Regions from separate parts of the Mus musculus genome. Here all the other regions are linked to region 3. A link is a loop called in an ENCODE intact Hi-C map of the cell type or tissue named here. Cell type or tissue: gastrocnemius. All regions are shown on one strand. Links, peaks and the distances in the headings refer to the core of each region. The heading gives the core; the rest is flanking DNA. Region 1 overlaps Pcyt1a (phosphate cytidylyltransferase 1, choline, alpha isoform). Region 2 has its middle 23 kb from the start of Bex6. Region 3 has its middle 15 kb from the start of Cep19.

Region 1 (9,914 bases), core at 782-8,781, 350 kb before region 3:
CTCTTCTCAAGGTCCTGAGTTCAAATCCCAGCAATCACATGGTGGCTCACAACCAGCTGTAATGAGATCTGACACTCTCTTCTGGTGTGTCTAGAGACAGCTATAGTGTGCTTATTTATAATAATAAATAAATCTCTGGGCCGCAGGGAGCAGGGACTGAGCAAGTGGAGTTGACCGGAGCGAGCGGGGCTGACCAAGTGGGCAGAGGTCCTAAAAATTCAATTCCCAACAACCACATGAAGGCTCACAACCACCTGTACAGCTACAGTGTACTTACATACATAAAATAAATAAATAAACAAATCTTTTAGAAAATGCACTATTTCTTAAAATGTGAAGCTTTCCTCTTTTTAATTTATTTTTTGTTTTTTAAAAGGTTTTGTTTTAGCCGGGCGTGGTGGCACACGCCTTTAATCTCAGCACTCAGGAGGCAGAGGCAGGCGGATTTCTGAGTTCTAGGCCAGCCTGGTCTACAAAGTGAGTTCCAGGACAGCCAGGGCTTTACAGAGAAACCCTGTCTCAAAAAAACCAAAAAAGGTTTTGTTTTTATATTTTGTATATGCATGAGTGTGTTGCCTGGTTTGTGTTTATGCAACACATGTATGTCTGTGTCCCTGGAATCCATGGAGGCCAGGAGGTGCTGGATCCTCTGGGACTGGAGTTACACTCTTGTGAACTACCATGTGGGTGTTGGAAACCAACCCCAGGTCCTGTGCAAGAATAGAAAGTGCTCTTAATCACAGAGTTATTATTTGTATGTGCATGTACATGTGTGTGTGTGTACACGTACATGTATGTACCAGTGCCTATGGAGCCTGGAAGACATTGGAAGCCCTGAAGCTGGAATTACAAGCCTCTGAAAGCCACCCCGTGTGGGTGCGGGGAACATTCTGGCCTTTGAAAGGATGAAAGCACTCCTAACTGTTGAGCATCTCTCCATCTCTTGGCCTCCTTGAGACAAGGTCTTTGTTATGTAGCTCAAGCTGGCCTCAAACTTTCCTGCTTCAGTCCCTTGGCTTTAGAATATAAACATATTTTTTTACATTTATTTTGTATGTGTTCATTTGTTCATACATTTGTGTATGTAGGCCAGGGGACAACTTGCAGGAGTTAAGATCTCATCTGGACCCAGCATGTGGGTCCAGGGTTCAACTTTAGGTCATCAAGCCAGGCACCAACTAACTGCCTCTCCCTGCTGAGCCACCTTACTAACCCAGAGAGATAAGCTTCATGTGTAAGCCTAGAACTATGAATAGACCAGAGATTGCCACACCATAAAAGGAGGACACACCTATTGAGTGGGGAAAGCGTCTTGTAGTTAGACGGCTCATTTAAGTCCTGTAACAGTAACCTGGAGCTCATTGTTCAGTCTCTCTGCACCTTGTTCTCCATGTGTAAATGGAGATACTAACTATCCCCACAGGGCAGCTGTGGGAAGCAACTAGAACACAGTGACAATAAAGTGCTTGTAAACCATCAGATCTCACATAAATGTCAGCAGTGGCCACTATTATAGTAATAACACAGTCGTCATCTCTATGTGAAACTTACATAGAAGGCATAAATGAAGTATAACAAATGGAAAACCAGCCTTCTCCCCCAAACAGTGAGGGGGTGTTGGAACTAGGAATGATTACTTGCGGCCAGTCTTACCCGGTGCTCTGCCAGGAACTCAGGCGTCAGAGTCCAGGGGGCGTTCCGCACCACCTCGTCCACGTAGCGGCAGTGCTGCACGGCGTCATAGCGCTCATTCTCGTTCATCACAGTGAAGCCCTTGAAGTTGTGCGTTAGCTCATCACTGCAGACTGCATCACAGCATCACACAGTTGTAAGTCAAGGTCCCTGTCTAACCCTCCTCGTCAACAACCCTTCCCATCGTCTCCTACTTTCTAGGTCTGTGACAATGCCTACCCCATCTTCAACCAATATGGAGAAGGATCTTCTGTATGTACCTCAGCCTGGGTGACAATGTCCTTCCTAATCTAAGACTAACCTTCAGGATTAACACTTGCTATAGTAAGGCTCACACTTTTGAAAAGGGTAAAATATGGAACTCAGATCTTGACTTTGAAATGAGCCCGCTCTGTATTTCTACACCAGTGAGGGTTTTAAAACTGTATTGGAGCTGGAGAGATCTCTCCGCAGCTAAGAGCTGGCTGCTCTTATAAACTACCTGAGCTTGATTCCCAGCACCGACATGGTGGCTCCCGACTGTCTGTAACTCCAGTCCCATGGGATCTGATACCTTCTCTAGTTTCCTTGGGCACCAGGCACATGTGGTACAGAAACACACATGAAGACCAACCAACAAACAAAAACCCACCCATATACATAAAATAAAAATTTTAATGTTTTCTTTCCTATTTTCATTTTATAAGATTGGAATTGACCATATAGCATTTGCTTGACAGAATTTTCTTTTGTTGATTCAAAATTGATGCAGCAAAGTCCAGACGCAGTGTTTTTAAGTAGACAACTGGATGAATGCAGCTACGGTATACAACTGTAGACCCTCAGCTGCGAACAGCGAGATCATCTAGGACTTCAGTGAGCCTGTCCTACACAGACTGAATCTAAGACAGAAACTTCATTCCTTTAGTAAAGGAGACCCGGGCCAAACACACAAACAGGAGGGAAATTACTCTTTTTCTGGACGACCCTTAAAGCCGATGGATGGTTTCTTACCTCCCACAATTAGATACGTATTAGGTTTCTTACCTCCCACAATTAGATACGTATTAGGGAAAAGGTTCTTTGCTTGCATCAGAGCCCGGGCATGACCAGAGTGAAACAAGTCAAATATTCCATCCGCATAAACTCTCACAGGCCGCTCACCTAAATCCAAACAAAAAAACTCATTACAAAAACATATTTACTCAGTGCCTCACACCTGACAAACTCAAATAGCACTGTGTGACTTTCATTCTAACAGAGCCTCTCTTGTTAGATGTTCTCTAGGACCAGGCATGGTGACACAGCCATGTAACCTCAGCCAGTTTGGAAGCAGAGGCAGTAAGATTACCAAATTCAAGGCCAGCTTGAACTACAGATCAAGTCAAAGCCAGTCTGGACAACGTAATAAGAGCCTGTCTCAAAATAAAAGTAAAAAGAGTCTGGTATATAACCCTACTGAGATATAAATACACATATGCATATGTACATGTGTATATATACATATATATATTTCAATATACATCTCATATGTATATATAGTGTAGAGGCTTTGAATAAGGCCCTAAGTTCAGTGCCTACTTCTATTAAATATAAAACATAAACATGAGCCATTTTACTAATTGTTTTATAGTCCAACTGTACAGAGGATTGCCTGAACCAAACACAAGAAGGCCCAAAGACTAAGGTATTATTCCCTTAGTAAAGGTGGCGACTTCTATCTCTGATATCTAGAATTTAGATTGCGGTCCATGTTTTTATATGGACTGAGTAGTTTTTCTTTAATGCCACCTAAGATATATTAAATATTTAGTCAATGAATACATATCCTGAACTTCAAAATCCTTGCCTTAAGAAAAGATGAACTTTTAATATATGTATGGAGGAGGTGTGTGCATGTAAATGCAAGTACCTATCCCAGAGGCATCCAACTGCCTGGAGCCAGACTCCTAGGCGACTGGGAACTGCCCACCATAGGTGCTGGGACCTGAACTGGGGTCTTTTAACCACTACACCATCTCTTCAGCTCCCTAACCCTCTCCCTGTAATTTACGACATTTCAGGTTTGTTTAAACAGAATGTAAAACTCCGCTCTGACTGCTAACATTCTCATTTTCAGTTTGCCTTGATTACTAATAAGTAACACTTTGCTTTGAAAATAAATCCTAGCTAGGCATGGTAAAGCATGTATTTAATACCAGTGCTTGGAAGGCCGAGACAAGCAGATCTTTTCCTTTTCCCATTAATTAGGATAAAAAAGAACTGTCTGTTGAGTTATTTGTAATAACTGTAGTGGCCTATGAAAAGAAAAGCCAGGAAATCATCTGCAAGTGCATGAGACCAATTCCAGGGTCAAATAAACATATTGCTCATTGTGTTTCAAATGAGCAAGTCCAGGAGCCTAAGGACACTAAAAGAGGAACTTATTTCACGGTGGCAGCAGAGGGCAGCAGTAGGAACATGGCCACCTCTTAAGGAAAGAAGGACCAGAGTCCCGTCTGATTGACAGAACTGAAGCCTGGAGACATACTTCTCCCCTTGTCCCGGGGGCTGTAAGCTTTGCACAGCAGTATCTCAGCCAGTGAGGTTTATCCAGGGCATGATTACTGCCAAATAAAACCTCTTGCCTGGTGGTGGTTGCGCATGCCTTTAATCCTACACTAAGAAGGCAGAGGCAGGCAGATTTCTTTGAGTTTGAAGACAGCAAAGGCTACAAAGAGAAAATCTGTCTCAAAAACACAGCACTAAAACAAAACAAATCAAAAAAGCCTCTTAAGGGCTGTGGATCAGGGAAAAGGAAAATGGTTGTCAAGAGGTTTGGATTTGGGCTGGAGAGATGGCTCAGTGGTTAAGAGCACTGACTTCTCTTCCAGAGGTCCTGTGTTCAATTCCCAACAACCACATGGTGGCTCACAACCCTCTGTAATGGGATCTGATACATTCTTCTGGTGTGTGTCTGAAGACAGCTATAGTGTACTCAAATAAATAAAAATAAATAAATCTTTTTTTTAAAAAGAGGTTTGGAATTTTTTAAAGATTTATTTATTTAATGTATGCGAGTACACTGTAGCTGTACAGATGGTTGTCAGCCTTCATGTGGTTCTTGGGAATTGAATTTTTAGGACCTCTGCTTGCTCCAGTCAACCCTGCTCACTCCAGTCGGCCCGCTCGCTCAGGCCCAAAGATTTATTTATTATTATACTATGTATAGTACAGGTACACTGTAGCTGGCTTGAAATACACCAGAAGAGGGCATCAGATCTCATTATTGAAGAGCAGTCAGTGCTCTTACCTGCTGAGCCATCTCGCCAGCCCAGAGGTTTAGATTTTTAAAATAGCTCTATCCATAAACATGTAATATTTAAACTGAGAAATCATACATTGCTGATAGGAACATAATTCAGCAACCTTTATCAAAGACAAATGGCAAATGCTTGGCTCCTTCGAGCCAGCCACTGTCACTCCAGGACACGGTCTTTCAGACATACTCTCACTGTGGCGTTGTTTGCAATAGCAAAGGTGTGGAGACAACACTTTACTGGAAAACTGAGCCCATGACATGGTGCAGGAGCCATAAGCTAGGTACTTGGACAGACACAAGAAGCTGATCGTCCTGGTTGCTGTTAAGAGAGACGTGATGGCGGGGAGACAGGCTGAGAGGAAGACTTCTCAATCTGCGTTCTTTCAGTGCTGTGGGTGCCACATCAGGTTATAATACAGGAAATACATTCTTACTGAAATTTTTGCTTTTATCTAGTATGTGTGTATGGGTATAAAAGAAAGAGACAGAGAGCAAGCATATGCAAGCACACCATGGAGACACATAGAGAACAGAGGACACTTGTGGGAGCCACTGTGTGGGGTCTGGGGACTGAACTCAGGCTGATGGGCTTGGCGGCAAGCTCCTTTACCTATGAATCAATCTTGCTGGCCCAAACATTAGAATTAAGTAAAACAGGACAATATAATAGAAAATAATAAGTGTGTTTCTTCCTTCCTTTGAGATAGGGTTTCTCTGTGTAGCTCTGGCTGTCCTGGAACTTACTCTGTAGATCAGGCTGGCCTGGAACTTACTCTGTAGATCAGGCTGGCCTCGAACTCAGCGAGATCCTCCAAGCCTCTGCCTCCGGAGTGCTGAGATTAAAGGTTTGTGCTGCTGCCACCTGCTGTGGTTTTCTTTTGATACTAAGAATTAAAAACCCAGGGATCCCTGCACCTGCTTTACCATGGAGCTATGGCATTGTCCTATTGATGTTTATTTACTATTGTCCTATAACGTAAAGGTTAGCTCAAGTTGTCAACCAGCTTCCTTCCTTTTTAAACTTGGTTTATTTACCTACAGGACAAAATAAAATAAAACGTGAGTTGAGAATCAGCTGAGCAGTGGTAGCTCATGGCTTTAATCCCAGTACTCCTGCAAAGGCAGGAGGATCTCTTGAGTTTAAGGTTAGCCTGGGTTTATAGAGTAAGTTCCAGGACAGCCCAGGTTACACAGAGGAAACCGTGTCTCGAAAACAAAACAACAACAACAAAAACCATGAGTTGTTTTTTTTATCTACTTTTAATCCAAGAATTCATGAAGAAACTAACACTGGGTTTTCTGAAGCAAGGCTTGAGGGGCTATGACACCCTTTTACTTGATCCTAAAAGGCAGACTAGACGGTAAAAGCTACGAACATATTGTAGAATAGCCACAGCAAAGCAAGGGGTGGTCTGGCCGAGTAATCACTGTCTAGGGAGGGAAAAGCGGAATGTTACTCAGGAAGACTATTTGCCAGCACAATAAAACACAGCTGACCTTTCCCAAGCAACACGCACCTACACTTCTGCAGTGCCCCTTCCAAGTGCTCCACCGCAGCAGTATCCTGAGGAAGGCCTCACCTCCAGGCTCTGAGGGGAGCAATACGCATGACCATTTTAGCCAAATGGTCAGAAGGGGTCACTGTTGCAAAAGTCTCCGGAGAAGCAAGCACCAATAAGCCACACCCTGATTGGCAACTGTCTCATCTTGTTGAGAGCAACTGCCAGTCACTCTCTGGTTATAAATAAGGTGGCTGCATTACTCTTGCTAAGCAAGCAGATGCCTTCCCCAGCCAGGCAAAACCCAGTTTCAATTCACTGTCTACTGAGATATTCTGTCAATCAGTCACTACACACTGAACCCACAGTCTGAGGAGAGCTAAGCCTGTGCTCTTCCTCAGCGTCACACCCTCAGCCTACCACCACACATATTTTCAGTTTTTGAAATTACCAAGATGATATGTGGATAATCTAACAACACTCTGGGTAACTGTGCAGAGATCTGAGTAAGGTATTCTGAACGTGTGTCGTTATGCTATACATAAAAAGTTCCTGACTCATCAGATTTTATCCCATGGTTGAATGTGAAACATGAACTGTCCGTTGGCATTTTGAAATTTGACCTCCAGGCCAGTGAAATGACTCGGTGGATAAAGGTACTTGCCACCAAGCCTACCAACTTGAGTTCAGTTCCCAAGACATACGGTAGAAGGAGAGAACCAACTTCTGAAAGTTGTCCCTCATCTCAACATGCACACATAGACATACACACAAAATAAGTAGAGAAATGTAATTTTTTAAAAATTTAAGAGGCTACATAGTGAAAACCTGTCCCATTAAATAACAAATTAATTAAATTCGCTTCATGAATTAGAAAGGTAGTATAAGATGAGTCATATCTAGATACTTTTTTTTTTTTTTTTTTTTTTTTTGGGTTTTCGAGACAGGGTTTCTCTGTACAGTCCTGGCTGTCCTGGAACTCACTTTTTAGACCAGGCTGGCCTCGAACTCAGAAATCCGCCTGCCTCCGCCTCCCGAGTGCTGGGATTAAAGGCGTGAGCCACCACGCCCGGCTAAATACTTTTTGCATAAAAAGAATAATCTCAGGGGCTAGTATTTGTTGTTGTTTTAGGACTCTAGGTATTATAATAATAAATACAGCCAATGGGTCCTGGGATCCCCTAGCCAGAATGACATTGTCTAGCACCATTTCCAGTCACACTTTACTATTCATTACTTAGAAAAAAAACCATAAACACAATTAAGAAGTAATCACAGTGCACAACTTTTAATCCCAGTACTTGGGAGGCAGATCTCTGTGGGTTACAAGGCAACACAGAGAGACACTGTCAAAAACAAACCAAACCAAACTACAATCACCTTTAATCCCAAGGCTGGCACAGGGGTCAAGGAACAGAGGCAGGTGGCTCTTTGAGTTCCAGGTCAGCCTGGTCAGGTCTACAGAGTTCCAGGCCAACCAGGAACAAGGATGAGAGGTAAAATTCATAAACTCATTGCATATGTGCGAGACTGTATTGTGGTTGTAATGACCTCTTACTCTTTGTGCTTGCCTGGAGTTAAGTTCAGCCCTATATTGGTAGAATAGATAGCATACTTATCATGGTAATCAGAACAGGAAAAAGATTAGAAAAAAGTAAAGAAAGAATGGGAGATTTATAAAAAAGAAGGAATAGCTGCCTGACTGCTTATATGACTTAGCATTTACCACAAATGCTTATGAGATGTTTCATTTGTGTGGGTAGGTAGTCTATTTTGTTCCTTTTATTTGTTTGTTTTTTGTGTTTTACCTGCATATATGTCTTTCCGGTTTTTTGTTTGTTTGTTTGGTTGGTTGGTTGGTTGATTGGTTGGTTTTAGTTTTTTTTCAAGACAGGGTCTCACTATTTAGCCCTGGCTTTCCTGGAACTCACTCTTGTAGACCAGGCTGTACTTGATTTTAGAGATATGTTTGCCTCTACCTCCTGAGTGCTGGAATTTAAAATGTGCACCACCACACCCAGCTGTGTCTGTATATCTTGTGCATGCACTGCCCACAGAGGCCAAAAAGGGTGTCAAGTCCCTGAAACTGGAGTCAATGGGTGTGATGTTTGTATATGCTTGGGCCAGGGAGTAGCACTATTAGGAGGTGTGGCATTTTGGAGTAGGTGTGTCACTGTGGGTGTGGGCTTTAATACCCTTTGTCCTAGGCTGCCTGGAAGCCAGCCTTCAGATGAAGATGTAGAACTCTCAGCTCTGCCTGCACCATGCCTGCCTAGATGCTGCCCTGCTCCTACCTTGATGATAGACTGAACCTCTGAACCTGTAAGCCAGCCCCACTTAAATGTTGTCCTTTATAAGACTTGTCTTGGTCATGGTGTCTGTTCACAGCAGTAAAACCCTAATTAAGACAATGGATAAGTTATTTTTTTCTGTGAGGTTGGGTGGCTTTTTGAGACAGTGTCTCAACTTCAGTCTGGCCTCAAATTTGCTTTGTGATAGCCAAAGATGATTTGAAATGATCCTCCTGCCTCTACTTCCAAGCTGAGATTACAGGTGTAATTGTAGTTGACTGACACCATGAGAAAGAATTGTGGAAAAAATGCTGAGGCTAGGAAAAGTATATGACAGTATATTAATTATTTGGATATTTGTAAAAACAGACATAATCACAGGGCAAGAAATACAGGCTCTAGGTTTGATTTCTCTGCCTCACAAAAAACCAAATAAGCAAACAAGTCATAATTCAGCTAGAGCTAGCAAGATTCTTGTCTTGTCTTTTCTGCCACCCCGGGGATCAAACCCAGGTCCTTGAACACACTAGGCAGGCAACCTACCAATGAGCGACATTCTCAGCCATCAGGCTAATAGTTGTGATATTTTTTATTTGTTTTTCTGTTTCATGACCACTAAGCCAACAACCCACGAAACAAATGCATAACAAGGAAAACAATGTAGAGTTTTATAGAGTGAAGAAGTCACCCCTCCAGCAGAGCACTGAGGCAGACTAGCATGCTGAACACTACAGCAAATAAAACAGTTAAGCAGTTACTTACACGGAGTTCCCCTGCAGGCTTCTTCCATAGTCACCCTGACATAGGGCTTACTAAAGTCAACTTCAATTTCATCAGAAAAAGGAGCTGGCTGCCGTAAACCCTGAACAAGAAAAAATTAAGTTAAATTCAATGGTGTTCACTGAAGTACTCGATATACCTTTAAAGGACAGTCAGTTATTCAATCGTGTGACTAAAACTTCATAACACTGAGAAGGAAAGGAAAGTATTCTAAAGTGAAGAGTGAACGTTGCAGCCTTCTTCAGACTGAGTTAACTGTGCGGTGAAGAAGGAACACCTTTCTGGCCATTTCAGGGTTAAACCGAGCAGTCTGACTGGGAAGCAAGCAGTGCTCTGGAAAGATGGCTCCCCACAGCATGGTGGAACAGCAAA
Region 2 (9,914 bases), core at 742-8,741, 89 kb before region 3:
GCTAAGACTCTCCAGTCTTACACAGACACCATCTCCAGGAACAGACCGTAAGTCCAAGGAACTAGGCTATAAGGCACCGGCGGCAGGAACATATAAAATCCGTGGCAGCAGAAACTGGAGTGGAACCACAAACACCAAGCAGAATCGGAGCTTTGGGAATGGCGTGAGGCTTTGAAACCTCAAAGACCACTGGGGTGGAGGTGGGGTTCTCAGGTAAACCACAGTGATAAACTCTCAAAGCCATGGCTAGGGACACATTGCCTCCAGCCAGGCTCGGAGCCCTGAACGTTCCATAACCTCCCACACAGCATCACCAACGGGCACCCAAGTCCATGAGCCTGGTGGTGATGTTGGGGGAAATAGTCTCCTTCAAGTTACCACAGTAGCCCAGCCTGGTTGTTAGAGTAGTTCCTGCTTCCTCTATCAAGGGGCAATCCCTCCTTCACACTTGCCAGGTTTGGGCCAAAGTCTTGCTGGCCTGGAATTCTGGACTTTCCTGCTTCAGCTTCCTGAGTGTTGGGATTCCAGATGCATTCGCCTCGTGTCTGACTCAGTCCAGATTTTGGAAAAAGCAAGTTAATCAATTTTTCTAAAAAAATATTTCATTTATTTTACTTTCTGTATATCAAGATGTTACTTTCAATGCCCTTGAAGTGGTTTTTGTGGGTGTGAAACAAATGGTGAGAATTTGAATTGGTCCCTCTTATTATAGTATTGAAATTAAATCTACTTAATTTATCAAGTCATGTTCATGCCCTGATTTTTTTTTTTTTTTTTTTTTTTTTTTTTTTTTTTTTTAAAGATTTATTTATTATATGTAAGTACACTGTAGCTGTCTTCAGACACTCCAGAAGAGGGAGTCAGATCTCATTACGGATGGTTGTGAGCCACCATGTGGTTGCTGGGATTTGAACTCTGGACCTTCGGAAGAGCAGTCGGGTGCTCTTACCCACTGAGCCATCTCACCAGCCCCTCATGCCCTGATTTTATATACTTGTATCTATCAATAAACATTGTGATACTTAAAAAAAAAAAAGATGTTACTTTCATATATGTCTGTCTTAGCCAGGGTTTCTACTCCTATACAAACATCATGACCAAGAAGCAAGTTGGGGAGGAAAGGGTTTATTCAGCTTACACTTCCATACTGCTGTTCATCACCAAAGGAAGTCAGGACTGGAACTCAAGCAGGTCAGGAAGCAGGAGCTGATGCAGAAGCCATGGAAGGATGTTACTTACCAGCTTGCTTCCCCTGGCTTGCTCAGCTTGCTTGCTTGCTTTTCCTTTTTTTTTTTTTTTTCCCCGAGACAGGGTTTCTTTGTGTAGCCCTGGCTATCCTGGAACTCACTTTGTAGACCAGGCTGGCCTCGAACTCAGAAATCCGCCTGCCTCTGACTCCCGAGTGCTGGGATTAAAGGTGTGCGCTACCACGCCCAGCTTCCTCTGGTTATTCTTAACCTTTTGCTCCAGCATATAGATTTGATTGATTGATTGATTGATTGATGGAGACAGCATCTCTCTCTATAGTCTTGGGAGGTCCACCTGCCTCTGCCACCTGAATACTGAGATTAAAGTCATGTCACAGTCCTCCCTCCATACAGATTTTAAACTTAGCTTGTCAAGCTTACTGAAAATTAAAAAGATAAACTGCAGATCAATGCACACGTTAAAGGAATAGATCTGGGAAGTTCTGATGTCTTTATGACAAATGTCTTCTCATCCCTCGTCATTGCTGTTATTTGTATCTGTAATACTGTCCGAGGGTCCAGGTAGCACAGAGCTTCCCATTTAAGTGTAGAACACACTGAGAAATAAGGGAGCAGTATCTGGTGTGGCAAAATACTGCCTTCAGTGTGGACAGAGAGCAGGATGTAAGTTTACTGGTCAGCAAGAGCCTAGCAGATTAAGCCACATACGTTACACAAGCAGGTCAGAAGGAACATCACATCTCCAGATAGGGCACGAGGAACAGTTTTAAACCCCAGAGGAAAGCCAATGTGAGACCAGTGTGCCCAGATCAGTCTTCACAAATGTATAGCTTTGAGTCACTCTGTCCTCCAGAGAACAAGAGATGAATTACCAGCCTAGTGGAGTTCCATGTAAGTAATGCAAAGTTGCTTTCTTTTTTTTTTTTTAAAGATTTATTTATTTTTATTTATATGAGTAGACTGTAGCTGCCTTCAGACACACCAGAAAAGGGCATCAGATCCAATTACAGATGGTTGTGAGCCACCATATGGTTGCTGGGAATTGAACTCAGGACCTCTGGAAGAGCAGCCAGTGCTCTTAACCACTGAGCTACCTCTCCAGCCCCAAAGTTGCTTTCTTTATGGCATCTGAGTTGATTACTGTCGGTTTTTAAATTGGGAATAAGATTTATTTACTTATTTTTTGGAGACAGGGTCTCTCAGAGTAGCCATGGTTGTCCAGGAATTCACTGCATAGACCAAGCTGGCCTCAAACTCAGAAATCTGCCTCCCAAGTGCTGGAATTAAAGGTGTGCTCCACCACTGCCTTACAAAAATTTATGGTTTTTTTTTTTTTTTTTTTTTTTTTTTGGAATACCCCCATAGATTTGTGGCCATCAGTCGCGTTAAGAACAACGCCCCAAGCCCCTCACATGCAGAGGACATGATCTGTCGTCACATAGTCTCAAAACAGATTTCCATTTTAATGAAGTTCCTAAAGGCCTGGAGAGCTTAGCCAATAAGCTTGCCTCCCCAGATACTCCTCCCTGCAAAAGGTATTTAACCTCAGGCCCACCCTGAAAAGTGGGGTACAGTTTTACACATACACTTTCTGCCATGACAATAAATGCCTTAAAACCATGGACTGCCTCTTTTCATCGAGATCTGCCATAGGGAGCCACAGAGATGCCCTTTGCCTTCAGAGCTGCTATTTAAACTCCAGTAGAAGGCCTCTCTGCACTCCCAGCCACCAAGCCAAGCCAAGCCAAGAACTCCCCCTGCAGGACTAACCAGAGTCCCTCTTCCTCCCAGCCCCGAGCCAGATCCAGTCTGTGGTGCCCAGATTCCATTCTCAGCCATCTTTTCAGCCCCCTGGTTACAAATTTTGATATTATCAACAGTACTGCTACGAAGTTATATACAGCTTTGCATAACTATAGTTAAATGTTTTAAAATTTTTGAGTAGAGTTATTTAGGAGGAGCATTAGTAGGCTACACAATAAGTCTATGAGAATAGCGTTTTCCACAGCAGGCCCATCCCTCCATTGGAGCAGGAGGGTGTCCATCTTTCTGTATCCTTACCTATTCCTCTCCCTCCCATCTCTCTTCTTCCCATCCTCTTCTCTCTTTATAATTCTAGGCATCTTTACAAGTGACACTGAATATGGATTTTGTAATGCTTTAGAGTATATTTAAAATGCCTGTTTTGTATCGAATACCTTTAATCCCAGCACTAGGGAGGCAGAGGCAGGTGGATCTTCTGTGAGTTCGAGGCCAGCCTGGTCTACATAGAGTGAGTTCCAGGTCAGCCAGGACTATATAGAGAAACCCTGTCTCAAAAAAACCAAATAAAATAAGTCTGTTTAAAATCATTCCTGCTATTAAAGTGGGTGGCTTGTCTTTCTGGCATTGAGCTGTGATTATATATTGTAGGGTAATAGGGTCCTTTTGGAGTGTACAGCTATTTAATTTGTATTTTTGTTTGTTTGTTTGTTTTGAGAAAAGATCTTTCTCTGTAGCCCTGTCTATCCTGAAACTCCTCATGTAGATGTAGATCAGGCTGGCCTTGAACTTTCAGAGCTCTGCCCACCTGTTTGTTGAGTGCTAGGGTTAAAGGCATGTGATACCATACTCGGCTCCTTTACCATGTTCTAGTTCACAGTTCATGTTTAAAGCAGAGTTTATTCTGTCCACTGATTATTTTAAATTACTATATATGTTATGTTTCCAAGATTTCTCATCTACTTCTGATTAAAAGCAAACCAATAAGGGCTGGAGGCATGCCTCAGTTGGTGAAAAGGTGATTGCCTGTGCAGGAAGCCTTGGGCTTGCTCCCCGAACTGCCTTGGTCTTGGTGATGGATACCTCTAATCCCAGAACTTGTGAGTGGAGGCAGGATGATCAGGAGTTCAAGGATAGTTATTCTTGCCTGCATATCAAATCTGAGGCCAGCCTAGGCTATATGAGACCCTATCTTTTAAAAAAAAACTAAACAAAAAATGATTTTATTTTTTGAATATGAGTTATGGTTACATAGTTCAAAATTCAAAAGATACAAAATACAATGAAGAAATTATTGGTTTAAGTAATTTATCTCTTCTGGCCAGGCACAGTGGTGCACACCTGTTAATCCCAGCTCTCTGGAGGCAGAGGCAGGTGGATCTCTGTGAGTCTGAGGCCAGTCTAAGAGTAAATTTCAAGACAACCAGAGCTACACAGAGAAACCTTCTCTCTATATATATCTATATCTATCCATCTCTCTATATACATTTCTGTTATTTCATTTTTGTTCAGTTTTGTTTCATCTCTATATGCACATATACACACACACACAGAGATGCTATTAATAGATTGTTAAGTGTTGGGGTGTGAGTAGGAGAGAACATAGATGCTAGAGTGACAGTGGGGCGAGGAGGGAGAACGTGGGCACTGTGAAAAGGTCAGTTGAACGGGAACAACGGCTGGGAGATGGGGAGGCATGTGAAGCAAGGCTAACATGGAAGGTAATGGCTAAGTCTGGATCTCTGGAATAAGAGGGAAGAAAGGGCCACTGAAGAGCTTGAAAGGTGTTCTCTTAGCCATGTAGTCTTTGCAAACCTCCCTGAGCGTATAACACTGTCTTTGGGGAGGGGAGTTTACTTCAGATGGATCCAGGGCACAAGGCAGACAGTTGAGGCCTTCATGCCTCCCCCTCCAGGTGGCTTTCTGCCCCCATTCGCTCTTGCTCTCCCTCTTTCACAAGCTTGTATATTGATTACTAGCCAGAGGTTTCAGACCTTTTCCAGAACGGATTTATTTTGGTCTCTGGCTATGTTTAAATACTATTTTACTGCCTGCCTGCCTCCTACAGCTCCTGCCTGCATGTGGAAAATGGCGGCCTTCCAGTAGGGGTTGTGTGTGTGTGTGTGGGGGGTCTGACAGGGTTCATCCAGCAGGGGGCAGCAGCAACACATTTGAGGATGGGGTAGGTTGGGGTGCCAGGGGTAATCCGCAGGGAGGAGCTTGCAGGAGGAAACCCCGTGAAGTGACAAAAGCTAACTAGTTCCTCAGTTCCACTTCCCAGTCTAACCCACACCCTGTGGTGAGTTCCGTCCATAGGTCTTCTGCCAAACGCAAGGAAGTCTTCTGAAGGAGGAGGATTGGCTCAATGCCTTTGAGGACCTGGCTTTTTATTCTTTGGTTTTTACCTAATTCATTATAATTTTCGGCCAAGAAAGTTCTAGCTTCTCTCTTGCTGCCCCTCTTCCCTTCTGTGATAGTTTCTTTTCCTCTTGCTATAAAGATGACCTGGCAAAAGCAACCTAAGAGAGAAGGGGTCACAGCAGGGATTTCAAAACCTCGTGAGCTTGAGGGCAGTGGTCACATTCATCCACTGTCGTAGAGACAAGGAATGTGCACATGCTGGTGATCAGCTCGCTTTCTCCTGCCTGGGGAATGATGCTGCCCGCAGTGGGCAGAACTTCCCATTTCCACTAAGGCAATCAAGATCATCCCCCAAAGTCATGTGTGTTTCCCCGGGTGAATTCTGCATTATCAAGTTGACATCATTCACTTTTGATATTTTCTCCATTTTTCCCTGACTGTCAGGGTTATGGATCAATCCATCCATATAATTACCATCCAGTCTCCATGGAACTTAGAGACACAGCATGAACGAGCACGTTTCACCTAGATCCATCATATTTACCTCCAACCACCTGGAAGGCAAGGGCTTCTGTTTCTCATGTCTCCATGCTTCTCATTCACTTGCTGGATCTTTGGTTGACAGGGTAGGAGGGCAAGGACTCTACCTGCAGTCAGGCATGTAGCATTGTACACACATGGATGCCACAGGGAAGTTGCCTGGGAACAGGACATGCGTAGTTGGGTATCAAAACAGAGGTAATGAAGAATTCTGCAAAGATCCCCGGAAAATGTGATTCTAGGACCTTCTGGTTTTTTTCACCAAAACCTACAGGCACAGCACCCTAAATAACCTTTCCACACCAATGTCACAGCAGAGGCTTTGTGGAGAATACGATCTCTCAAGAGAGTGCCTAAGTCACCAGTCTCTTGCATGATTTTACCTGCTGGATTTCAGGGAAGTCACTGGCCCTTTCTGAACCTCAGCCTCTGGTCTGTGAATGAATTGTAACAACACAGTCCCAACCCCTCACATGACTGAGGTACTAGACTAAGGCGCTAATGGAAGATGGTTTCATGTGTAACCATTTCTAGCTAGGCTGTTGTGGTACACGTCCCTATTTCCAGCACACTGGAGGTAGAGGCAGGCAGATTTCTGAGTTCTAGGCCAGCCTGGTCTACAGAATGAATTCCAGGACAGCCAGGGCTACACAGAGAGAATACGCCTCAGGGAGGAGAGAGGGAGGGAGACCTACTTTTAAAACTGGCTCTAGACTGAACCAAAGAGGGACGAGGGACACAGGTTTTAGACCGTTTCTGTAGGGCTCTGTAAAGCTGCCTCTGAACCACCCTGGGAGAATGCGACGGATCTGGGATATAGTCTGTTTACTTGCAATTTCCAGGGAGATTCCATATCGTCTTCTGGTAACGCAGATCGAAGCATGTTTTATAGTGCACATTTCCTTATCATTTGTTGTTTAGCTTTCTGGTGCAGTTGGAGCCTGGGAGTATTTTGAGGGTAAGAAAAGAAGCTATTCATCTTTATATCCTGTCCAGGACAACGGGGCCCTAGGGCCCCCGGCTTGTTGACCTGACTGTATTGTTCTTTCTTCTCTGGAACTCGGAAATAGGCTGGCCGGGGTTCTTTGTCCGCTTTACACGGTATATTTGCAGAGTTCAAAACAACCCTTGCTTTAATTAGGCTTGTGTTTTCTCTCCTGTTAAATTTAATTTCCCCGCTGTTATTGTATGGCCCGGGATGGGGCCGGAAGCGTTGACATCGAGGAAGGGAGCACCTGTTTCTGCTTCAGGGCCATTACTGTTCCCTGCAGAGCCTGGTGAGGCCCCCTCCCCCTCCCTCTGCTTCCTTATCAAGTGAAATCGGACACTGATGGAAATTGACAGAGGCAGGCAGAGAAGCTAGAGCCAGCCCTCCAGGGAAACCGGAAAGCAGAAGAGAACTCTGCGGGGACCCCCCTCCCCATCTGCCTCTCTTTTGGCATCTCCATTTCCTCACCACCTCTGGCTTCACTGTTTTCATCTGGGGGATGGCATCTGGGGTTACAAAGGGCTTTAGGGGTCGTGAAACCCTCCTCCTTGCTCCAGTGCACTCCGGACGATCCTTCTCCTCGGTGCAGTTGACATTTCCAGAGATGGGATTTTGCCGCTCCCCCTGAAGATCATTTGGCCTTGTGTTACCCTGTAGTCTGCCTGCAGTGGTCCCGTGGGACAGCTCTGGAGTCTCCTGTTTCTAGTTCACCCCCTGAGGAAGCCCCTTGAAAGCAAGAGTTTCTCCGAAACTTACAAACCGGAAGGGGAGTCAGGAAGGGGGGCTGTGCAGGAAGGAAATGAGAACAAAGATCTGAGGGCCCTTGTTATTAGACGCGTTCTCACGACCGGCCAGGAAGAACACCACAGACCAGAATCTTCTGCGGCAAAGCTTTATTCTTACATCTTCAGGAGCCAGGGTGCAGGAAGCAAGAGAGCAAGAAGCAAGAGAGAGAGAAAACGAAACCCCGTCCCTCTTAAGGAGCATTCTCCTTCGCCTCGGACGTGTCACTCCCTGATTGGCTGCAGCCCATCGGCCGAGTTGACGTCACGGGGAAGGCAGAGCACAAGTAGTCATAAGATACCCTTGGCACATGCGCAGATTATTTGTTTACCACTTAGAACACAGCTGTCAGCGCCATCTTGTAACGGCGAATGTGGGCGCGGCTCCCAACATCTCCCCCTATCCTTTTAATAAGAGCAAATAGGCCACCCATATTAATGAGAGTGGAGATAGAGGTCAAATCCCCAGTGTGTAGGTAAAGGAGCCATGTACAGGATTAGCTCTTAGGCTTACAGGCTTTTACCCAGAGCAACCCTGACCTGTTCCCGTGTCGTTTTGCCTGGGGGAAGGGAACTAGGACACTGAACCTTCATGAAAGATGACATGTCTCCCTAGAATAGGCTCATATATGCCGCAGAGCCTTTCCATTGCAGTGCTTAGCCTTGCAACTCTCTCGGGCTGCTGAAGCACACTCACTCTATCCCGTGCAATGAGACTAGCCTCGTGGGATATAAGAGCTGAGTGGCCAGCGACCTATTGCCTAAGCATAGATATATCAGGGGAAGCTCCATGTTCTAGTCCTGCAAGCGCCTGGGCAATAACCACCTTGTCTCTCCTAGTTTGGGCCTTAAGCTTACAGACCAATCAAAGAAGCAACACTAATCCACAGCAAAGTGTATCTCCAAATAATATTAATCCCACCCATTTTTTAAAGAAAGAAAATGCTGAGGAGATCCAATTGGGTAATCCTTTGGTCAGGGACAGGTCCAAGCGCGTGGAGTTGACCTGAAGTCTCAATTCCCGAAGGATCTGTTCAAATTCAGCCATCCAATTCTGTAACATATACTGAAAAAGACCTTTTGACAATTTAGCTGCCCTAGTAAATTTAACATACTGAATGGAAATAACACACAATCCCGGAAACTTTTGTTCACATCCCTGCTGAGTTATTTGTCATAATACATCTAGTTGTATCTGGACAAGATCTATGAGTTGATTAACCAGCATGAGACCTCCCTGTATCTTGACATTAGCTGAGGCCTGTTTATCTATGACTGTAGTCACTGAGGCTGACAAAGTGTTAATGGTGTCAGTCGTCTGGACCTGTCCAGACAGAGCCAAGGCTGTCTGAATTAAGGCTAAACCCAGTTCCCAGTTAGTGGTAAAAAAGCAGGAGAATACTTGAGCATTATACATCACCGTCATTGGGAGTGGAAATGTCGACATTATCCCCCAACGCTGCTCTCTCTTTATTATTGACGCCCTGGACATCACCAAGACGAGGGACATTAGTATTCCCTTGGTCAGTCTGGATTTTTCGGGTGAGTCTTTCTGGTAACCAAAATGGGTTGTCTTCATTCTGTGGGAAAACACAGATAGCTCCCCTGGATCTTATCAAAATAGGATCCGGGCCATACCATTTATTATCAAGGACATTTTTCCATTTAACCATCTCATTGGGCCTATCTGGCTCTGAACAATGACGTTCAGCCGCAGTATGGCCATGAACATCAATATTTAAAAAATTGAGTGTAAAGAGTGCCAAAGACACCGACACTCTTGGTGCTCGGGGTACAGTCTCTTCAATTCCCCTCTTCTGTTTTATAAGATAGGCTTTGAGGGTGCGATGCGCACGCTCAACAATACCCTGTCCTTGAGGGTTGTATGGAAGTCCAGTCAGGTGGGTTACGTCCATCTGACGGCAGAACTGCTGGAATTTTTGAGACGTATAAGCTGGTCCATTATCAGTCTTAAGGAGTCTGGGTTTCCCCCAAGCACTCCATGCCTCAAGACAATGTTGAATCACATGTGAGGCTTTTTCTCCGGTTAACGGAGAAGCAAACATGATGCCAGAACATGTGTCAATGGACACATGGAGATATTGAAGTTTTCCAAAGGAAGAAACATGTGTAACATCCATTTGCCAGACCTGTAGAGGTCGAATACCGCGTGGGTTAATTCCCACATGAGGAACTGGCAAGAACTCACAGCAGCTTTGACATTGAGTAACAATGTCACGGGCTTCTTTTCTTGTCAAGGAGAAACGACTGCGT
Region 3 (9,914 bases), core at 838-8,837:
AAAAGTCAGTAAAACACCCTAATGTTTACTTATTAATCTGTGAGTGTCTGCCATGTGAGGTCAGGTACCCTTGGCGGCCAGAAGAGGGTGCGGGGGGTCCCTGGAAGCTGGAGTTGAAGGTGGCTGTGAGCTTCCCATGTGGGTGCTAGGTGTCTAATCTGGGTCCTTAGGGAGAGCAGCCAAGTTCATTTAAATGTGGAACATTTCTCCAACTCCAGTGTTCAACAGAGTGTGGTGGCTCACGGCTATAACCCCAGCACTCAGGAGGCAGACGGATGCAGGAAGATCGATGCAGGTCTGAGGTCAGCCAGGGCTGTATCTCAAAAACAGGATATCAAACTGACCAAAAAACACACAGGATGGTCAGAATCAGGAAAAGATGCCCTTCTCCCATTGATGTCTAACTAGGCCATCCTCTGCTACATATGCAGCTAGAGCCATGAGTCCCACCATGCGTACTCTTTGGTTGGTGGTTATCTGTGATATCTACTAAAGCAAATGTCTTAGTTAGGGTTTTACTGCTGTGAACAGACACCATGACCAAGGCAACTCTTACAAGAACAACATTTCATTGGGGCTGGCTTACAGGTTCAGAGATTCAGTCCATTATCATCAAGGCAGGAGCGGAGCATGGCAGTGTCCAAGCAGGCATGGTGCAGGTGGAGTTGAGAGTTCTACGTCTTCATCTGACAGCTGCTAGCAGAATACTGGCTTCCAGGCAGCTAGGATGAGGGTCTTAAAGCCCACACCCACAGTGACACACCTACTCCAACAAGGCCACACCCATTCCAACAGGGCCACATCTTCTAATAGGGCCACTCCCTGGGCAGAGCATATATAAACCATCACAGCCAATATGCATGTACGTATGTATATACCCTATAGTCCAGCAATTCTATTGTATATACAAGGGGGGAAAAAGCTTGACAGACATTTCTATGAACTTTTGACATTTTTCACAATAACGCTAAACTGGCAACAGTATAAAATTCTGTTCACCACTGTCAGTTGGACACTGGAGCTGGAGAGATGCTCAGCATTGAAGTGCACTTGGCTGCTCTTCCAGAGGACCCAGATTTGACACCCAGCAACCACATGGAAAGCTCACAGCCACCTGTAACTCCCAGCTCCAAGGTACCCTGCACCCTCTTCTGGCCTCCAAGGGTACCTGACCTCCCTCACATGACAGACCCAGATGAAAAGATGACTAAATTGTGGCACAGTTGTCAACGGGATGTTACACGGCAAAATAGTAAAACGTCAGTGCATGCTGGTATCTGAGTCTCATCCTGTGTTGAGCAAAGACATCAGCCGCAGAGAGTGCACTGCAAGAGCCAATGGTATTTAAGATGGGAGCAATGTGGGCAGATTTGGAGTGGCTGCTGCCTGTGGGGCACTAGACTTTGACTGGAAGGAAGCAAGGCACCTGTCAGGTACAGGTGCAGGACACCTGTCTGTGAGGTGCAGGTGCTCAGGTGCAGGTGTGAGGTGACTGCACAGGTGTACATTTATCAGACTGGACATTTAAAGCAGGTGTACCTTCATGTACTTCCATAAAATAAAAAGGACTCTGGGATAGCACCGGTGGAGAACTGGAAAGTAGACAACACACTAGAAAGCAAATGTGGACATGGTGAAGGAAGGAGTCTCAGTTCATGAGGCTGATGCTTGGGGACTTGGAGGAAGCTGTAAGAACATCACCCTAGAGAAAAAGAAAGGGCTAAACCCAGCCTTCCTTCGATGAACATGCAAATTTACTTCCTTAGCAGTTTTATCTTATATTTAAGAGACATTGATTCTTTTTTATTTTGCTTTGTTTTGGTTTTGATTTTTATTTTTTTGAGAGACAGGGTTTCTCTGTGTAGCCCTGGCTGTCCTGGAACTCACTCTGTAGACCAGGCTGGCCTCGAACTCAGAAATCCACCTGCCTCTGCCTCCCAAGTGCTGGGATTAAAGCCAGCAGCCACCATGCCCGGCTGGGACAGCCTGTTCTATGTAGCAATTTTAAGCCAGCCAGGGCTATATAGTGACACGTTATGTACCCTATGTCAAAAATGAAACAACAAAAAACAAAAAATTGAAAGGAAGAAGAAGAAAAAAAAAATAATTACCTAAGCGTTCCGATCTAGCTTAGGGAAACTTTGCCAAAGGGCTATTCAATATTGAACACACCTTGTTTATAAAGCATGCTGTAGGAAATTCTCTCTCTCTCTCTCTCTCTCTCTCTCTCTCTCTCTCTCTCTCTCTCTCCAGGGAGGGGGGCCGAGACAGGGTTTCTCTGTATAGTCCTGGCTGTCCTGGAACTCACTCTGTAGACCAGGCTGGCCTCAAACTCAGAAATCAGCCTGCCTCTGCCTCCCAAGAGCTGGGATTAAAGGCGTGCGACACCACCGCCCAGCTAGAAGTAAGTTCTCTTACTAAAACATGAAGACACCTCTCTCCTGGAAGATAAATTTATTAGGAAGAGTTTTGTGTGAACAAAGTGTATGTGAAACAGCTTATGGTAAATTGACTGCTTATGTTAGGGTCTACTGACCCAACACCCTGATGCTGCAAGAAAAGAGAACGTCCCAAATTTGGTCACATGTGTAAAATGTTTGCTATCAGCTACATAACAAAATTACCATAAGATATGTTTTGTGGACTTATGAAGCCTCAGGCATCTGTCCTTCCAGGCACTGCCTCCCTTGTCGTCCCTCCCCACCCCCATTCTTCCATGAGGAGGAGGTTGTCATTCTATCAAGTCCTAATTAAGGCCAAGACAAAAGTCTTTCTGAGCCAGCAGTGAATTGCAGGACCATTTAGAACAGGCTTGAATGCTATTCAGTCTACAGCCTGTGGGTAACGGGATTGTGACCCTGCTTGGCAGGGCATGGTCTTCAGTATTTCCAGAGAAGGCACACATCTTAGACACTACCACCTTCCCCAGTGAAAAATCTCTCACATCCACCTTGCTGGTCCCAGAGCTCTCTGAAGCATGTGGTGACCTGCCTGGCTAACCACTCCTAGAGCGAGCACACTGACTGGTTTAGGGCATCTTGCTAGCTCAGTGTCGAGATCTAATCTAAGGAATGCACCACACCCACCTACAGCCGGTGGATTCTCGTGGTGTTTTAGAAGAAAGTTGTAACAACACAAACACCACCATGAAAATGATTACTCAATGGGAGACATAATGGCAAGGATAGTAGACATGGCTAAGCCTTCCTCTTTGATAATCACTACAGGCAGGTAGTACTGGAAATGATAAAACCTTGGCTGGGATGTGGCTCCCTCGGTAGGGTACTTGCCTAGCGTTCCTGAAGCCCTGGGCTCCATCCCAGCACCAAATAAAACTATTCTTACAGGTGTTGCACGCTTGCAATCCCTGCAGGAAAGAGGGCGACGGGAAGATCAGAAGGTGAAGGTTATTTTTAGCTACAAAGTGAGGTTGAGGGCAGCTCGGGGTACACAGGACTCTCTAAAAGTGGAGAGTACAGTGGAGAGCTAGAGAGATGGCTCAATGGGTAAGAGCACTTGTTGCTATTACAGAGGACTGGGTTGAGTTCCCAGTGCCCATATCTGTCAGTTCACAACTACCTGTAACTCCAGTTCCAGGTGATTTTATGTCCTCTGGAAGTACCTCACACACACACACACACACACACACACACACACACATAAATAAAAAGTAAATGAAATAAAACAGGAAAGAGAGTTGCAGGAACATCTGATGTTTTCTTAATGCACTCTTGCTTTTAATAAGAGGGGTTTGAAGAAACTGGAGAAATAAGTTATAAATTCCAGTGATCTCTAAAGACTCTTCACGGATTAGCCCCGCGTCCGACGTTCACCAAATGCTAAATCTCCTTCTGTATTTTAAAGCCCAAACCTGGCCAGTTAAGACATAGAGTCACCGGAACACTCCTGCCCCCTGGTGGCAATGCTCAGAACTGCATGGACAAGGCGGGAGGTGCTCGCGCTAGGGGGTTGGGGGGAGATAATATGTGGAAACCTTGAAAAGAAAACCACGAAATAAATGGTTAATTTTCTTTCTTCCCCGGTGCTTCCTGTCCATCAGTGTCCACTACACCCAGGAGGAAGTGTCAGAAGCCGTCCACCTACTCACAGGAATTGCAGTTCCTCTGTTTTATTTTTTATTTTTGATGCTTTAGTGAACTTGAAATGTGGAACATATCCATGTCTTCCTGTCATTAGGGGATATGATCAAAGTCCAAGCCTTGGGAGAGGTACGGAATCCAGCCAACAGCAATTTATATGAGCGGGCCTACGGGGGCATGGGCAAGTGAAGGGACAGGAAAAGAATTCAAGATTGAACAAAGCTGTAAATTGATTATTTGGGTTTAATTAAGGGGAAAAGCAGTTGGGTTTTGGAAGTTCCTCCAACCATGTTAGGTGGAAAGGAGCTTGAAGAATTAGGCTCAGGGGAAGGGCATTACAACTCCAACCCCGTTGGCAGGGCATTTCTCTTCTTTTAAAAGCCCAGTATTGGACTTGTATATGGGAATGGGAGAGGGAGGTAAATGAGGGAGGGACAGAAGTAACACAAAGAGTCTGGAGATGGGATTTAGGTAAACCGAAAGAGCGGGAGCCAAGTCTTCGCATTTAAATGGTGAAGCCCTACTCTAGCACAGTCCCTCTGCAGCTGGCTGCAGTCCTGGGACTTGCGTGTATGGTAGGTGATGGGAAGGGTTTAGAATCTGCTGTCAGTCTGCAAGTTGCTTTCGCAGTTAGCCCTGGATCCCATCCCGAAGGTTCTGGCTCCCCCCCCCCCCTTTTTTTGCTAGGGTATCCAGGTCGTATGTGATGGTTAGTCTTTGTTTTCAAGACAGGGTTTCTCTGTGTATCCCTGGCTGCCCTGGGATTCACTCTGTACACTAGGCTGACCTCGAACTCATTGAGACCTGCCTGCCTCATCTTTCCGAGTGCTGGGATTAAAGGCGTGTGCCACCACCGCTATGTATGATGGTTAGTTTTATTCGTCAATTTGACCCAATCTAGAATCGCCTAGGAAGGGAGTCTGAAGGCGGAGCTGCCTACATTAAGTTGGCCCTCAAGCATGTCTGAGGAATTTTCTTTTCTTTTTTCATTCTTTCTTTCTTTCTTTTTTTTTTTTTTTGTTTTGTTTTTGTTTTTTTTTTTTCGAGACAGGGTTTCTCTGTGTAGCCCTGGCTGTCCTGGAACTCACTTTGTAGATCAGGCTGGCCTCGAACTCAGAAATCTCAATAGAGGTGGAAAGACTCCCTTCCAATGTGGGCGGCACAGTTTCCTGGGCTGGGCGCCAGACAGTAAAGACTGGGCTGAGACGCGTACGTGGGTACACTTGTTCTGGTTGTCATGTGACCAGCTCTTGGAAGCCTCTGCCACCGGAACCTCCAGGGACTGTAGTGTAGTCTGAGGTTGTGAGCTAGAATAAACGAACCCCTTAGTTGTTTTTGTAAGGACACCTCATGGAAGGAATAGAGAGGAATCTAATCCAGTATGCCACAGCGCAGATGCTCCACCATTGATTTCGCGATGTCTTCCTGGCGGCCACGTGGGTTGTTTCCAGGGGCCCCCAGCCGTCCGAGTCCGCTTCTCACTCCTTTTCAGCTCAGGATCGTCTCGCTGGAGGAACGCAGTGCTTCCCCATTTTAGAATTGGAGCTCACTTCCTATTGAGCAAAGCTTCCTCCTGGTTTCAGTTCTTGCCGCGCCTTGCAGGAGAGAGCAATTTTTTCCACAGAAAGAAGAAGTAGATTAATCTGCCCCAGTCCTAAGTAAACACACCCATTTCCCGGATGGCCGCACTCTGCCTCACCCAGTAGTACTCAGGCCTAAGTGCTGCTTGGTTGTACTAATGCTTCTGGCAGCAGACAGGCCCCTCCCATGGAATCATTTACCACTGCATTACTGGCCCAGTGTATCCTCCAGTTTTCTGGGGTTACATGATTCTTGGTATCAACACTGCTCATTCCTCTGCATTCTAAATAGATAAATTTACCTTTGAGAATAAACCGGAACCTAGTCAGGGTTTCTCTGTGCAGCCCTGGCTGTCCTAGAATTCATTCTGTAGACGGCACTGCCTCCCAAGAGCTAGAATTAAAGGCGTGCACCACCACCTCCTGGCTCAACCCGGTCTCCATCTTAAAGTGTCTCGGTTGCTTTAGCCTACATCAGTCCTTCCTTCTGTGGAATCTCTAGTGACAATGCCTTCTACATGCTTAGTGCCTGCATAAAGGTGAACCTGGGAGCCACGATGTCCAAGGGTTGTGACTGTGGGACGGTTTGAATGGAAGGTTGGATCTGATAGAATTACGTTATTATGAGTGTTTCAGAGAGCCACAGTGGGATTGTGGTGGAGTTAACAGAATGATGGATTGTGGGTTTCCAAAACTGAAGAACAAAAGCCTAGCACAGTGGTTGGGGTGTGTGTGTGTGTGTGTGTGTGTGTGTGTGTGTGGTGGTGGGGGGCAGAGGGTGTGGTGCGGGGGGAGGGGGGAAGGACTGTTAGCAGAGTCTCAGTCCTACCCCTTGGCTCATGAATCCGAATCCCTGAGACAGGGATCTATCTGTGCTGTGATGACGAGTCTGACCATCCTCAAGATTGCAATCCACTAGCTTGAGTTAGAGGCTTGAAGGTCTTGTCTTGAGAAAGCAGTCTGTTTTGTACTCAGAAGTCTGAGAAGGTGTGAGACGGGTTGATAATGCCTCTCCCACTCTCTGCACTGGGCAAGCCCCAGAGAGATGACTTGGTGGACAGGGGACCAACTGCCAAGCTGATTCCAGTATGATTCATGAATCTGCCTGGAGGGAGGAGAGACCTGAGAGTGGTCTTCTGATGTTCTTCTCCATCCCCACTTTTAATTAAATATTTAATTAAATTAATTTAATTAAATTAATTAATTTTATCTTTATTAAAAATACAACTGAGCCGGGTGTGGTGGCACACGCCTTTAATCCCAGCACTCGGGAGGCAGAGGCAGGCAGATTTCTGAGTTTGAGGCCAGCCTGGTCTACAAAGTGAGCTCCAGGACAGCCAGGGCTATACAGAGAAACCCTATCTTGAAAAATAAATAAATAAATAAATAAATAAAAAATAAAGCTGTTACCCGTGCAAGAGCTGATGAGTATTCTATTAATTCAGGAGGTTTTTTTGTTTGTTTGTTTGGTTGGTTGGTTTTTCCTCAGGGATGACCAATCATACAGATGTGGATGTGATGCTGAGGCCAGAGCCTGTAGTGTTACAGGAGAAGGTGCCAGGCTTGGCAGCAGACAGGCAAAGGCCTAGGATTTGTAAGATGGGAAAGAAGAACTGTTGGGCCCTTCCCTATGGGATGACAGATTTTCAGCCTTGAGAATAAAATGAAGTCAGAGGAGGGAAAGAACTCCAAGGATAAAAAGTTGGGAAGCTATTGAGCATACATTTTGGGGGGTTTTGTTGTTGCTGTTTGTTTGTTTGTTTTTCTGGTTTTTTTTTTTGAGACAGGTTTCTCTGTGTAGTCCTGGTTGTCTTTGAACTCAGAGATCCACTTGCCTCTGCCTCCTGAGTGCTGGGATTACAAGCATGCACCTCCAAGCTTGGTTTGAACATAATTTTCTTCCTTTCTCTTTTCCTCTTGCTCCGGCTCCAGCTCCCTCCAGCCCAAAGATTTTTAATTTGTTTTTCATTATAGGTGGTTGTGAGCCACTATGTATGTGGTTGTCTGGGATTTGAACTCATGACCTCTGGAAGAACAGTTGGCACTCTTAACTGCTGAGCCATCTTACCAGCCCAAGCATAATTTTCTATAAAATGTGACTTGGTCATACAGTGTCTTAATTCTATGAAACTGATTTGCATACAGGGGCTCCTTTGGGCTTGCACCTTCTCCTCCTCAGTCTTTCAGGATCTGTGGTAGGTGATGACGTCAGTGGTGACATCATCGAAGACTGACCTCGCCTCACCCGCTTTGTCTGCTGCACTGACAAACAACGAATGGTATTTTTATGGGCAGGCCTTCCTACTGAAATGTGAGCTTTCTCATCCTCTGTGTTCCCGTTAACGGGGATAAGCGCTTGGCATCCTGTCAGTGCTTGAAATGATTTAGACGAATAAAAAAACGACTCTAACTCAGATTCTGAAAAGGCATCTAGAGGCTGAGCGAGGCTCCCCATGGATGTCAACCGAGGCACACTGATTATGTCATCAAACAGATGACAGCCTTGTGCTACAGGATGAAAGGCTCGCTTTGATAGGTTAAAAAACAAATACTGCCCTCTGATGGTAGGTTTGTTTCTTTCACATTCTGTTTTAGCAGCAATAAACATTCTGCTTCTGGTTGGTGTGTGTTTGTTTGTTTTTGGGTTTTTGAGACAGGGTTTCTATGTAGCCTTGGATGTCCTGGAACTAGCTCTGTAGACCAGGCTGGCCTCGAACTCTGGGATCCACCTGCCTCTGCCTGGTATTAAAGGTGAGTGCCACCGCTTGGCCTGCATTCTGCTTTTCTTTGTTTTGTATACAGCATTCTGCCTGCATGTGTGCCTGCAGGCCAGAAGAGGGCATCGGATCCCATTACAGATGGCTGTGAGCCACCATGTGGGTGCTTGGAATTGAACTCAGGACCTCTGGAAGAGCAGCCAGTGCTTTTAACCACTGAGCCATCTCTCCAGGACTACATTCCTACTTTTCTTAGGTAAAAATATAGTGGGTATTGTGGTTCCCAGCTTCCAGCAGCTGAGAAGCTGAGACATGAGGCCTACTGAGGACAGCCTGAGGTTCAGTGAGATGCTGTTTCAAAAAAGGAGGCTGGAGAGATGGCCCAGTGGTTAAGAGTGGTTAATAGAGGACCTGGGTTCAATTCCTAGCATACACATGATGGCTCACAACTGTCTGGAACTCCAGTCCCAGAGGATCCAAGGCTCTCTTTAGCTCTCCAAGGGCACAAGGCACATATGTGGTTCACATGAATATATGCAGCTACTTATGCATTCATGCACATTAAATAAAGAGATAACTACATTTAAAAAAAAAGTAGTTAAAGGGCTGGAGAGATGGCTCAGCGCTTAAGAGCACTGACTGCTCTTCTAGAGGTCCTGAGTTCAATTCTCAGCAACCACTCGGTGGCTCACAACCATCTGTAATGGGATCTTTCCTTACGAGCTGCCAGTCCCACCTTAGGTATGTGGTGGAGAGAACGGGAGAAGAGGAAAGGGAGGAGATTAGAGGGATTGGATACAAGGAACCTTGAGGATTGTAGTAAGATTTATTTTCTTCCCTTACTCAGTCTCATTTATACTATTGCTCGAGCTGAAGCTGGCCTGCCTTTGCCTCCCAGGCACTAGGATTACAGGCATTACCATGTCTATCAAAAAATTATCAATTTCATTTTTAAAAACTGATATGTAAACACACACAAATCTTCCCATCAGTGTGGTATCATTTTAGAAATTTTATCTCCTCTATTTCTGTACTTCATTATCAGAAACAAAAGATACCTTTGTCTTGTTGAAGACAGGATTTCAGTGTGTAGGGTAAGCTAGTCTTGAACTCCGATTCTCCTGCCTTAGTGCAGAGCACCTTGGTTTCAGGCATGTGCCACCATACTAAAGCTAATGTTGGACTGATCAAACTATAAAAACTCTCTAGCACCTAGCATATAATTGGGAAGAGGACAATGTAATTAAGTAATATTTAATAGGGGGCTAGAGAGATGGCTCAGTAGTTAAGAGCACTGCCTGCTCTTTCAGAGGTCCTGAGCTCAATTCCCAGCAACCTCATGGTGGCTCACAACCATGGGATCTGATGCCCTCTTCTGGTGTGTCTGAAGATAGCAACAGTGTACCCACATACATGAAATAAACCTTTAAAAAAAAAGTAATATTTAATAGTAGCAACCATAGAATTCTTGGCTTTGGTTGAAATTTCCTTCTAAGCCAATAGGCATATAACCAAGT

Evidence for each region. A loop is a pair of places that touch in the nucleus more often than their neighbours do. Peaks named below come from ENCODE experiments on the same cell type or tissue, not always from the same donor. Only the 100,000 strongest peaks of a DNase experiment are listed, where the experiment ranks them.
Region 1: a loop joins it to region 3, with 2.4 times the contacts of the local background. A loop is called at or near these places in 9 of 42 quality-filtered maps.
Region 2: a loop joins it to region 3, with 4 times the contacts of the local background. A loop is called at or near these places in 26 of 42 quality-filtered maps.

The regions. Positions count from the first base shown.
Region 1 is chr16:32,454,922-32,464,835 of GRCm38, reverse strand. It overlaps Pcyt1a (phosphate cytidylyltransferase 1, choline, alpha isoform), which reads right to left. Exons shown (of 9, transcript NM_009981.4): 3 at 9,525-9,624; 4 at 2,719-2,835; 5 at 1,654-1,805. Among named protein-coding and RNA genes, the nearest start is that of Slc51a, 28 kb to the left of the region's middle. In gastrocnemius, for the core only: CTCF peaks have their summits at 4,110 (motif pointing right), 4,897 (motif pointing right) and 6,611 (motif pointing right); a DNase peak (open chromatin) is centred at 6,638; H3K4me3 peaks cover 488 bases; H3K27ac peaks cover 2,146 bases.
Region 2 is chr16:32,198,109-32,208,022 of GRCm38, reverse strand. No RefSeq gene overlaps it. Among named protein-coding and RNA genes, the nearest start is that of Bex6, 23 kb to the right of the region's middle. In gastrocnemius, for the core only: CTCF peaks have their summits at 2,966 (motif pointing left) and 5,101 (motif pointing right); DNase peaks (open chromatin) are centred at 5,126 and 7,210; H3K4me3 peaks cover 1,420 bases; H3K27ac peaks cover 2,308 bases.
Region 3 is chr16:32,109,491-32,119,404 of GRCm38, reverse strand. No RefSeq gene overlaps it. Among named protein-coding and RNA genes, the nearest start is that of Cep19, 15 kb to the right of the region's middle. In gastrocnemius, for the core only: CTCF peaks have their summits at 3,926 (motif pointing left) and 8,248 (motif pointing left); DNase peaks (open chromatin) are centred at 3,921 and 5,294; H3K4me3 peaks cover 1,172 bases; H3K27ac peaks cover 2,398 bases.